2 separate regions of the Mus musculus genome follow, and region 1 is linked to region 2. Evidence: chromatin loops called from intact Hi-C (ENCODE). Cell type or tissue: heart. All regions are shown on one strand. Links, peaks and the distances in the headings refer to the core of each region. The heading gives the core; the rest is flanking DNA.

Region 1 (6,196 bases), core at 543-5,542, 89 kb after region 2:
ACTATGTAGATCAGGCTGGCCTTGAACTCACAGAGATCCTGCTACCCTTGACTCCAGAGTGTTAAAATTAAAGGTGTGCACCACCACATGTGGCCTTAGAAGATAATTTAACACAATCAGATCATTATAAATGTTCAAAGCCTTCAACCCAGCATTCCTATCTCTACAAATAGTTCCCACTTACACGCTTACACACTTACACGAGAATGAGCATTGTGGCATTGTTTGAAAGAAAAGCTAGAAACCGGGCTGGTGAGATGGCTCAACAGATAAGAGCACCCGACTGTTCTTCTGAAGGTCCTGAGTTCAATTCCCAGCAACCACATGGTGGCTCACAACCATCCCTAACAAGATCTGGCGCCCTCTTCTGGAGTGTCTGAAGACAGCTACAGTGTACTTACATATAATAAATAAATAAATCTTTAAAAAAAAAAAAAAAAAAAAAAAAAAAAAAAAAAGAAAAGCTAGAAACCATCTAAAATATTCAGCATTTAAAAAAAAAAAAAAAGAGGCAAGTGGATTTCTATGAGTTGAAGCCATCCTGGTCTACCGAGCAAATTCCAGAACAGCCATGGAGAGACCCTGTCTTGAAAAACCAAAAACCAAAACAAAATAAAACAAACCAAACAAACCAACCAACCTGAACCACCCAAATACTTATTTGATTACATTGCACACTGCTTTAGAGTGTTTCACGGCCAATAAATGAAGTGGACATTGCCTTTCCCGGTCCTACAGGATATACACCCAATGGAGATTCTCCAGGATACAGGGATCTGCAAAATGGGCAGTATCCAGAACACCGAGAACATGATGTAAGAGGTCAAACAGGGCTGGGGAGAGGCTCAGTGCGTAAGAGCACTTGCTGGGCGAGCGCGGGGACCTGGGTCTGAGCATGCAGCACTCACATCAAGAAGTCAGGCACACGTGACCATGCACACGTGACCTCAGCACTGGGAGGAAGGTGGCTGTGTACACCGCCCATCATGGGAGCTTGAAAGCCAGTCAGCCTTGCCAGAACAAGCTCCAGGTTCACTGTAAGCCCCTGTTTGGGGACTGAAGAAATGGCTTAGTAATGGAGAGCTTGGTAGAGGACCCAAGTTCAGTTCCTAGCACCCATGTCAAATGGGTCCTATGCCTCTTGCCTCTGTGGGCAACACGCACTGACACCACATACACATAAGAAAACAAATCTTTGTAAAAGAGATCCTGCCTCCAGGGCGTATACTTTTCTGCTGGTGTCTATGTTTGACACTTGCACATGTACACCCAAGACTGTCATTTCACGTTTTAAAAAAAAGTGAGTTAAGCCAGTGGTGGTTCACCTTTAATCCCAGCACTTGGGAGACAGAGGCAGGTCGATCTCTGTGGTTAAGGCCAGCCTGGTCTACAGAATGAGTTCCAGGTAGTTTAAATGGGGGCCTGATATACTGTGCACATACAAGTATCAGTATCCAATGCACTCACACAGAATGGAAAAGGACCAGCCACAGTGCCTGCCTCTGAAAAGACTGAACAAGTGTGACCTTTTGTGTTTCGTATGTTTCTGAATTGATGCAATATAATAAGATTCAAGTATGGTATTTGGCTAATACATCCACCAACAAGAACTAAGAGACAAACAGAACATTCTACCCTTGGTATCTACCCAGGCTGCCTTCCTCTGTCCCTCAGTATCAGGTGTACAGTCATGGCAGACTGCTAAGAACTATGGTATCTAGGCTGGCCTCAGACTCACAGCAATCTTTCTGCCTCAGCCTCTCACGTATGGGAATTAAAGATGTGTGCCACCATGCCTGGCTTGTTTCCCTGTATCTTGAAGCAGGCACTACACTAATGGCAGACCATATGCACATTCTACAGAAAACAAGCCTGAAGCTACAGGGCTGTGTGTGTGTGTGTGTGTGTGTGTGTGAGCTAGCACCCTTTAGTCTAATCCTCTACCTAGTTGGAGAGAGAGCCCTATGCCCCTTGTTCCTGGTCCTTCGCACATCTCCAGAAGCCCCTCAGAAGCCAGGCGAGCCTGTGAGAACTGACCTGGTACTCTTCTTCAGTAAGACCCTCAGCCAGGGCATGTTGGCGCAGCTGGTCAGGGTCCTGGGCACGGAAGAGGCGGCTAAGCAGGGCATAGATGTAGGGGGCTTCAGGGGATGTCTGGAGCAGCACTGCCAGGCCCCCATACCAAGCAGCTCTAGACAGGTGATGGGCATAGAGGCGCTCTGTGGGTGACAGCAGGCGGAATGCCTCCCTGCAGTCCAGGCTAGACACACCAATGTCATTGGGCAGGATGTACTGGGTATCTGCCATGAGCCCTGCAAGAACACATCACAGTCATCTCAGAGAGCGCAGCATCTTCGCGGCTGCTCTGAAAGCTCATGAGCTAACTAACTTCTTCCATCCAGAAGTCCAGGAGGGAGTAATCCAGTCGCATCCATTCACCTGAAATGCTGGGATTCAAAGACTCAAATACTTGCGGGCCAGCTTTGGCCTGTGGCCTCTCAGACTTAAAATCTGAATCCAATCACTTCATATTACAGATGAGGACACTAAGGCCCAGGATGCCAAGTGTACGAAGGAAGAACCGGCAGAACACAGCCTCATTACTAGACTCCCAGCCCCAGCCACTCCCTGCCTCATCTCCACCTTCTCAGATGTCCTAGTCTCTGTTCAGAATTTCCCAACACCTCTAGCTCATCACAACTGCTGACAAAGGCTTCATGCTGGATATCCACCCCACCGTCCCAACCCCGCTCCACCAAAAGGTCTAAAACCCAGGGCAGCCGCTTCACCTCCCTGCACTGCTCTTTGCTCCTCTGCAACACTGACTGTGAGTATGACACCAAGCTCAACAGCTGGGTATGAAATCCAGGACAGGGATGTGACCCAGTTGGTAGAGTTTGTCTAACCAACAACCAGGCCCAGGGTCAGATTCCAAGGTCAGTCTGGGGTACATAAAACCTTGTCAAAAAATAAATCAAAAACAGCAATGATATTTTGTCCCAGCTTTTCCCTCCTAGCATCTGCCCCAGTCTCATGTCTTTCTTCAGCCCTTCACTATCCTGTTTTCTTCTGTTGCTCTGTTGGGAAGCCATATAAGGGCACAACCCATTTTCCAGATAGGAACCATATGACATTTGGAAAGCAAGCAACTTATCCAAAGCTTTTCAGCTCAGTTGGGACCCAAGGAATTCCGAACCCACCACATTCTCCACGCTCCGCCCCTGGCTAAGGACACGTTTCCACCCTCTGTACTCCTTATTTGCGCGGCTCCGCCCCATCTACCCCTTCGCTCGGAAAGAGGTGTTAACTCTTTACTGCCTGGAAATTCTCCTTGCCCAAAAGCTGGGAGAGATTTGGAAGAGGCACTGAAGGGTGGACAGAAAGGGGATGATCTTGCATGCACAGCCAGGCCTCGCTCTGATCTCCTGAAGATGACACACCGTGACCCCAAAACCAAGGCGCTGTACCTCACCTGCTGCAGCTGCTCCGTTCGCAAACTCACTTCCTGCTTCCGGCTCCCCGCCCCATTCATTGGGACACAAGCCCCGCCCCTACCGACCCGTAGTCGCCCCAGGGATCAGACGGACAGCAGCTACAGCCAGTAGAAGAACCGAAGACAGTTCCTCCCCTCATCTTCTCCCCGCCCCCAAGCGCTACGGGTGGTGCCTGCCTTGCAAGGACCGCGAGGCCTTGGCCTTTTGTCTGCTGGCCCTCACTGCACAGAGGCGTGGCGTAGGGCGATGTTTGGTGAAAAAGTTTGAGTTTCTCAGTACCCCGCGTGGCTGCTGTCGGGTACCGACAGAGGGGACTGACAAGGTCCCCAAACGTGAGAGTTCCTATACATCGGGAGCCTCCACACATGTAGCTGGGAGCCTGCTCTCTTTGGGGTTTCACCTCCAGTGTCCCTACCCTGGATTTGGCAGTTAGGAACCTCCACTTAGAGAAGACTATAATAATGTGGACCCCCTCCTCCCTGGATTTAGGATTTGGAGATGCTATTTGGAGACTACGAAGCTCTTACAAAGAGTGTATGTAGGCTGTGCGAATAGTAGTCCCATCCACCAGTAGTCCCAGGGGTGCAGAAAAATGCTACAGGTGCTCCACTGGGTCGCCATGGAAGCCATCCTTAAAACATTGGGAACCCCAGTTTCCTCAACGCACTTGAAGTCGAGGCCAGCTAGTAGCTGGCACTTTCTTAGTGTGACCACTTGCCAGCTAGAATAGAAAAGCGGTCTCCAGTGACATTGACTGGAGGGCAGCCCAGGATGCAGACAAGCATGTTGTTTACTCTTGGTAGTCAGGGAGGAGTCTTTCTGGGTGACCCATGGCTCTTGCAAGTACTTGCTGACCAGATGTGGTAAGCACTGCAAAGAGCTGGGGCCTGACTTAGGCTGTCTAGGGTTCAATCAGATGTCTGTCTCCTACCAGCTGTGTGACTTTAGATAGCTCACTTCTCTTACTCTGGAACACTGTCAGCTTTACTTCAGGACTAAGTCTACCCAAGGGATGGGCAGCCATCAAGAGGTAGTGCTGTCCCCTAGAGTTGTGTAGGAGGTAGTGTTTCGGGACTGAAATCCAACACACCTTCCTTACCTTGCCTATTTAGAGGGGCCAGAGCAACCATGTGCTTAAGGCCAGCCTTGTCACCACAGCGCTAGTAGCTCTTGGTTCTGATTGGTGAGTGTCATTATAAGGGGGAATTCTGTAAAAATGTGTCCCGAGGAAAGTCCTCTTCTTTCCTTTTGCCTGTTCTCATTGTTTCTAGACGAGGTATAAAGTTGTCTGACTGAGACCCAGTTGAAATGTAAGTGTAACCAGATAGGAAAATAAGGGCTATCCATAGCCACCAAGGGCAAATTCAGGCAAGTGAAGGATCCCAGGGCCCAAGACCCCCAACCAAGCTGCATGGTGTCGTGTTATAACCGCAGTCAACAGGAGTGCATGTTAAATGAAGTCCTTTACCAGCGGCTTGCCATATAGAATTTCATTTAATTCTTGCAAAAACCCTGAGATAACATATCACTGTTGTACCAATTGCACAGGTGAGAGGACCTTTGATTTTATAAGACCTTCCACTATACAGTTTCCACTCCTGCAGCAACACACACACAACACACATTTTCTCTCTCTCTCTCTCTCCTTCTCTTTCTCCTCTCTCTTTTTCACACACACATTCTCTCTCTCCTTCTTTCTCTCACTCACACATATTCTCTCTTCCCCCCACCTCTCTCTCACACGCACACACACACACACCCCACATTCTGTTTTAATGGGTCATGGCTTTTCTGTACGTTTGCATCCATCTGGTAATGAAAATACTTTTTGTTTTTGTTTGTTTGAGACAGGGTCTTGCCATGTAGCCCAGGCTAGCATTGAACACAGCCCTCCTTCCTTAAAGCCTACCAAAACGCTGGAATTACCAGCACATGCCACCATGCTTGGCTTTAGAGATTGTCATTCCATTGAACAATCCTGGAATCTGAAGCTCCGAGCTCTGGCTTCTACCACCAGCCTGAGTTCTTCCTAGAGCCCAGTCAAGTACGTTTTGTTGGTTCTTTCTCCCAGAGTCTGAGATTCAACACCAGAAATGAGATCGGAATGTGTTCCCGTGCCTGGACCCCAACATGATTGTTAGCAAGAACTGGGTAGAGTTCCATTTCCAGTGTTTCGTGGAAGGGTTGAAATATCCCCAACAGTTCTGCCATGCTTCGCACTGTAGCCATATGACACTTTGACTACCCTTTGGTGGCTCCCTATCAACAGCCCATCTGGTCTTTATGGCCTCAACCAGCAGCTGTGTGGCTTTAGGTACACTCCTGTGGAATCTTCGTCTCCCTGAGGCTCTGGCTTCTGTCTTGCTCTAAGGACATCAGTCCTACACTCAGAGCCACTTCCTTTTTTTCCCCTCTCTATTTTGTCTACCAGTTTTCCTGGTTTAGTTTTCCTTGTATGGTCAGGGGAAAACCCCATCTTAGCCCTTGGCTCAAAGGAAGCCCTGGCTCACACAGGAGGCACAGGGAGGGACTCATCACTAACTTCACTCTCATAGTCACCAAGGCCCACCAGGTCCCAGCCTAACCCTGGTCCCTTCTCCTTTTTTCTGCTGACCTGCATGTTGGCTGTGAAGCCTTCTCCCTGCCGTCTTATGTTAGTTCCCTCACCCAGGCTGCCCTCCATACTCCATCCTATCTCTACA
Region 2 (6,196 bases), core at 372-5,371:
CTTTATTCTCCTTCCAAAGGTCATGGGAGGAGCTTGTCCCTGAAGTCCTTCACATTTGCCCTACAGTAACTGCGCCTTCTGTTTTTTCTCCATGAGCCCTCACTAAAGGCTGGCTTGGCTATACTCCAAGATCCACCTGCCAAACAGACCACCTGCTGCACTACTGGAAGCCCCTCCTCCTTCTGTTTCAGAGTGAGGTGGGCAATTCTAAAGGGGAGAGTCACAGGAACATTCTACTCTGGCCCTCCCACATCCAGAGCACAAAATCAGCTCCTCCTGGGAGATCTTGGGTCTGGGAATCCACGCTATGCCAGGCCAGACCATCAGGACCCATATCTGCTGTGTATGCAAAACACAATCAGGCCTCATCACTTATCCTAGACACCTCACTTCTCCTGAGCCTGCTCCTGAACCCGCTCTATGGACTTCCTGTTTTCTTTCTTTAGTCCAGTGATTCTCAACCTTCCTAATGCTGTGACCCTTTAACACAGTCCCCCATGTTACGGTGATCCCCAACCACTGTTGCTTCTTCATAACATAATTTTGCTACCATTATGAATCGTAATGTAAAATCTGTGTTTTACAATGGTCTTGGGCAAACACCAAAGGGGTCTTGACCCATGTGGGTTAAGAACCGCTGTTTTAATAGCTGTCCACATAGAAGCCAAGGAGATGGTATGTATGTGTGTATGTATGTATGTATTGGTGTGTATATGTGTGGAGTATGCACGCATGTTCTTGAGTGTGTGTATATGTGTGGAGTATGCACGCATGTTCTTGAGTGTGTGTATATGTGTGGAGTATGCACGCATGTTCCCGAGTGTGGTGTCCACCTGTCTTCCTTAATTGCTCTCCACCTGTTATGCTGAGGCAGGTTCTGTCACTTGAACCCAGAGCTCACTGATTTGGTTAGTCTAGCTAGCCAGCTTGCCCTGGGATCCCTGTGTCTATCTTCTGAGGGCTGGGACCACAGGCGGTCTGTCTGCCACGCCAGTCTGGCATAGACACAGGTGCTGGCAATCTGAACTGGACTCTCACACTGATGCAGCTATCACTTCTACTGACTCAGCCATCTTCCTTGCCCCTGGCAAACACATGGTTCACAGACACAGGCACGCAAAACACCCGTACATATTAAATAAAACAGATTTTAAAAATAAACCTAAAAAAAAAAAATCATCCCAAGCCAGGCAGATGGCTTAACGGATGAACTTTTCGGGTTTGGTTCTGCTTTTTGGTTTGTTTGGGTTTTTTGTTTTTTGTTTCTTTTTGTGCTTTTTTAAAAAAATTATTAATTTTATGTATGTGAGTACATACACACCAGAGAGGGCATCAGATCCCACTACAGATGATTGCTGGAAATTGAACTCAGGACCTCTGGAAGAGCAGTTAGTGCTCTTAGTTGCTAAGTCATCTCTCCAGCCCTGGGTGAACTGTTCATGCTACACAAGACAGCTGGAAGCAGAGAACCAGCTCTGGAGTTGTTCTTGACCTCCACATGCACAAGCCCTCCTCCAAGCACATCATGCACACACTCACTAATAATAAATCAAATAATAGTTCCAGGTCAGGTGTGGTGGCGCACGCACGCACGCACAACTTTCATCTCAGCACTCGGGGGTAAAGGTAAGCAGATCTCTGTGAACTGCAGGCCAGCCTGGCCTACATAGTGAGTTCCAGGAAAGCCAGGGCTATGTGGAGAAAGACCTTATCTCAAAATAAAACAAAACAATCAGTCCCCTCAATCGTCCTCCTAAAACCCCACCTTTGCCTGTAAGCTTTTCTCCTCTTTCCTCTTACAATCCCCTGAAATTGAGTGGGCTCTCACTACAGGCTCAAGACTTGTATCAACTAATTCACTCCTCATGACAACACTGAGCTATGAACACTGTTCAAACACTGAAGAAACAGAAACACAGAAAATAAGCACGAAGCTGTACATCTGTGGAACTATACGCACTGGGGTTCCCCACCCCACCCCTGCCAGTGTCCTGGCTTCAGACTCTCATCTCCTTCTTTCCCTTTGCCACCATGGCTTCCCAAGGAAGTGTTCTAGGAGCGCTCCTTTGCCAAAGCTTATACGATCTTTACCTAAGCATAGGGGTAAACATTTTCCCTCAGAAACCCCCAGTGTCTAATCTATACTGGCTGAAAGGTTGAATGAACATTTAACAGAATCCAAAACAGCCAGTTTCTAGCGTCAGGAAAATGACTCTGCCTTTCATATCTTTCCTCTTCTGCCAGGTCACCCACCTGCAGACCTCCTGGCTTAAAGTCCCTGAATTGGGCCAGGGATGTTGTCTGCTTTCTCAGAACTGTTCTATTTCCCAAGCCAGACCTCAAATGCCCGCCCCCCTCCCCCTCTAGAATGCCCTTGGTAGGAAGTGCTCTATACTCTGGCTAGTTCCATGCTGTTCAGCAGCTGGACAGGCAGTTTGTACTAGAAGAAAGCTCTGGCTAGGCAAAGCTTGAGGCCTATACTCTAGGCTCTGCATCTCCCGGACTCTGAGAAACTTCCTTTCATTCTTTCTGCATCTATGCAACCGGAATACGGCTAAACACAAACCCCTGGCTGATCCCAGAAAGATTGTCTACTCTTACCTGCCACCCCTTTCAGGGTCTTGTGCACAGCATCCACACAGCTCTGACAACTCATCTGCACTGCAAACTCCAACTGTAAGGGAAGCAAGGCCAGGGCACATGTCAGACATGATCCTTACTCGCCACCTCATCCCCTATGTCTCTTTGCACACATTGCACTTGACTTCTCTTCAAATTCCTCCTTTATTATCTCATGAACATTCCAGGATCGCGGTCTTTACCACCAACCCCCCTCCCGTGAGGGGCATCTCCGTCCTAACCCCGGAATTTCACCTCCCCAGGAGCCTGTTCTTTCCTGGCTTCCCAAGATATTGATCACCCCAAGGGCTGAAGTTATGCGAGGCTCCACATGAAGCTTTCACTCACCGCACACACAGTCCCACCGTCCCCCGACTTCGAAGCCATCCTAGCTGTTGTCACTGCCTAGGCCGCACCGAACCGGTAGGGTCCAGAGACCAACACAACTCTACTTTGTGGGATGGGCGGAGTCTCGGAGGCCGCCCTTAGCTCCACCTCCTTGGCGCGTGCGCTCCCTAGGCTGAGGCCTCTGAGCTGTCCGGTAGTGCTACCGGCTGCGCAGGCGCATTGATGCAGTTTCCTTAGTAACCATTTGGCGTCCTCTACCCGCTCAGCCGGAACCACCTGGTAAAGATGGAACCACACAGTCAGGAACCTGACCTCAAGCCGATTTACCACCGGTTGCTGAGTCCGCTGTCGCTCTTCCCCAGCAAGGCGAAGCCTCCTCCAGAGCCTCCGAAGCGCCCCTCTCAAGATGCCACGCCCTTGCAATCCATCCCGCTGGCGAAGCTGAAAGTTGGGCCGCTGTGCCGCCAAGTGTCCAAGCGGCTAGCAAGCAGCGGGCGGGCGGCACGAGTAACTGCCAAGGACCGACTTCGTCTCACTGAGGTTATTCTAGAAGAGCTGAAGTGCAACTGGCGGGAACCTCCTATAGAACCCATTCTGGACTACGAAAACAACCAGAAGCTGCGGCAGCGGCTCGAGTCCTACGTGCTGATCAGTAGTGAGCAGCTCTTCGTACGCTACCTGCACCTGCTGGTGACCCTGCCGACCTCTAGAAGGGTCTTCACTGAATCAGCCACCCTCAGCCGGTTGGCAGTAAACCTTGCCAGGGATTGCACAGTTTTCCTCACCAGTCCTGATGTCTATCGCTGTCTGCTGGCTGATTTTCAGACCCTGCTAAATTTAAAGCACGCCCAGGGAGGCATAGTCAAATTGCGTCCTCCTCCCTGTCCCCCTGGGACTTTCAAGCTCTGTCCAATCCCCTGGCCTCACAGCACTGGCTTAGACCACATGCCGTGCTCTAGCCTCAACCTGAACTACCTTGTCCAACTCAGCCGCCCATATGATTTCCCCAGTGAGCCCGAACCTGATCCAGTGGAAGAGTTGAAATCCATCCCCCAGCTGAAGAGTAGACAGCAGCTCCTCTGGGTGCCCTCCATGATAAAGGATAAAGAAATTGAATCGAGACCCTCACCGATGGTACCACTGCCTAGTCATTCTCCCAGCAGTGAGAGTCACCAATTCCCCACCTCACCAGTCCATTCCTGGCTCCAAAGGGGCCAGTCCATGCCTTGTCTTCATGAGGGGTGGAGTCTGGCAGATGAGTTGTGCCTTCTTCCTCCCTCTCCTCATCCCCTCACCCCGCTGATCTTGGCTTCAGAGAGTAAACCACTGCCATTCCGGGACATAGTGGCTGAGGATCTGAAGCAGAAAATGAAGATCATGAGAATGGAGTGGAGTCGATACTCCCTGCTGGACTCTGGCCTGCCTCCCCTCCTCGGGGTCCTTACCCGGCGCCTAACTGCCCAGCACCACCTAGAGAAACTGCAGCAAATGATCAAAAGCCTGCAGGAGGAAGAAGCCTCCGGAAAGTGGGATCTCCAACCCCCGAGAATCATCCCACTACACCCACAGCCAGTCACTGTTGCTTTGAAGGTACATGATCAAGTTATAGTCCAGGTAGCTACTGTGCAACTCTCTGAAAGATACTTTAACGACTCTTTCCACGTTGAGGGGGCTGGAGTCCTATACAACCATCTGACTGGGGAACTGGATGGTAAAGCCATTGAAGAAATGGATGCGGATCGTCTTGTTGGGAACACCACCGGAGAGGTCTACAAGGAGTTGATGAGCCGAGTCTCTGTTAGTCACTTATCTTTTGAGGAAGGAGACCAAATTGAGCCTTCAGCAGATAAAGATTGGTCCTCCTACTTGGCCTCATCTTTTCTACACCAAGATAAACATATGCCAATCATCAACCGTAATCTGGTTGGATTTTACTCCAGAAGAACAAGCACTCCGAAGCCAGTCCCTGAGAAGGTGCCCTCTCTCACATTACTCCCAAGGCACAAAAGCTGGGACAAGCGACCAAACAGACACGGTGTATGGATGAATTGGCTGAAACCCTCGGTGTCTTCAGAGGACTACTTCAAGTACCTCTCCTTTCAGGAGTCGGATTTCCTCCACGTCATCTTCCAAATGTATGAAAAAGAGGCTCCTGTGGAGGTACCAGTCCCTGTCCAAGAGTACCTAGATATTCAGCAACCCCCTCCCCTGCTGCAAGATGAAGAGCTAGAGTTCATGCAAGGAAAATGGGATTGGAGCTCAGTGATAGAGGATGGCTCAGGACCTGGGAGAGCCTACATTCATAACTTGCAGCAGCGTCTCAAACGACTGTGGGTCATGTTGGAAGTCCCTGAACAGAATCGGCTAGACATGGTTATTAAATACAGCTCCAATGCACGCCTGCAACAGCTACCAGCATTGATCAAGGCTTGGGAGCAGGTCCTGAAGCCCATTCAAAAGAGGGAGTCGTTGCTAGGAAGACTGGAGTGGTTTGAGCAACAAGCCTCTGATCCCAATCGTTTCTTCCAAAAGCCTGATTTGTTGATGAATCGGTTACTGGAGGAGAATCGGTTCCGTAGCTATCTCCAAAGGAAGCTCAATCGAATGGAATCTAATTTGGTTTCCTTGTTGGAAAGGATAGAGTCAGTCTTTGGGGAGCCAGTGACCTTCAAGGGGCGGAGCTATCTGAAGAAGATGAAGCAGGACAAAGTGGAGATGCTGTACTGGCTCCAGCAGCAGCGGCGGATTCGCAATCTGACCCAGGCCCAGAAAACCTTCCGCCAATCATGCACTTTCACAGGGAGCAGCAGCCAGGCGTTAGTGGCCCCCGGGAATACTCCCACTACTCACTAAGGCGGCCAAGTGCCCCCAAACCCTTCCTCACCCCCAAATGCTCACGTAGAACTCTCAATGACTTTAAAAGAGATTGAGATTCTTTTTCTTGATATTCTAAATAAAAGGATCCCCAAACTTGGTATTCCCATGTATGTCAACCATCCTGCACAAGACAACCAAAATCCTATATCAGATGATCCCTTGGAGTTCGTGATAATAGAGGTCAGACAGAGCAAGCCATGGTCCTTAAAAAAATATATAGTGACTTTCTCACTGTGCTGAATTGCTGTTTAGAGTGCCAAATCACTCTTGTTTAGGCCCAGTAGCATAATCCTTGATTGCTAGGGCTCTGAAATTAACAGATGTATGTATATCCTGCCTGTATGACTTATGG

What was found. Peaks named below come from ENCODE experiments on the same cell type or tissue, not always from the same donor. Only the 100,000 strongest peaks of a DNase experiment are listed, where the experiment ranks them.
Region 1: it touches region 2 in a loop (2.1-fold over the local background); 1 of 42 quality-filtered maps calls a loop at or near these places.

What each region holds. Positions count from the first base shown.
Region 1 is chr19:4,924,748-4,930,943 of GRCm38, forward strand. Dpp3 (dipeptidylpeptidase 3) reads right to left here and starts at 3,540. Exons shown (of 18, transcript NM_133803.2): 1 at 3,473-3,540; 2 at 2,038-2,312. The coding sequence starts at 2,307. It also overlaps a transcript of Peli3 not described here. In heart, for the core only: no CTCF peak of the experiment used is centred there; DNase peaks (open chromatin) are centred at 3,604 and 4,173; H3K4me3 peaks cover 1,916 bases; H3K27ac peaks cover 2,221 bases.
Region 2 is chr19:4,836,230-4,842,425 of GRCm38, forward strand. Ccs (copper chaperone for superoxide dismutase) reads right to left here and starts at 3,093. Exons shown (of 8, transcript NM_016892.3): 1 at 2,968-3,093; 2 at 2,602-2,674. The coding sequence starts at 3,006. Ccdc87 (coiled-coil domain containing 87) reads left to right here and starts at 3,137. Exons shown (of 1, transcript NM_207268.3): 1 at 3,137-6,196. The coding sequence starts at 3,253. The coding sequence ends at 5,820. In heart, for the core only: a CTCF peak has its summit at 3,061; a DNase peak (open chromatin) is centred at 3,162; H3K4me3 peaks cover 1,828 bases; H3K27ac peaks cover 685 bases; H3K27me3 peaks cover 1,864 bases.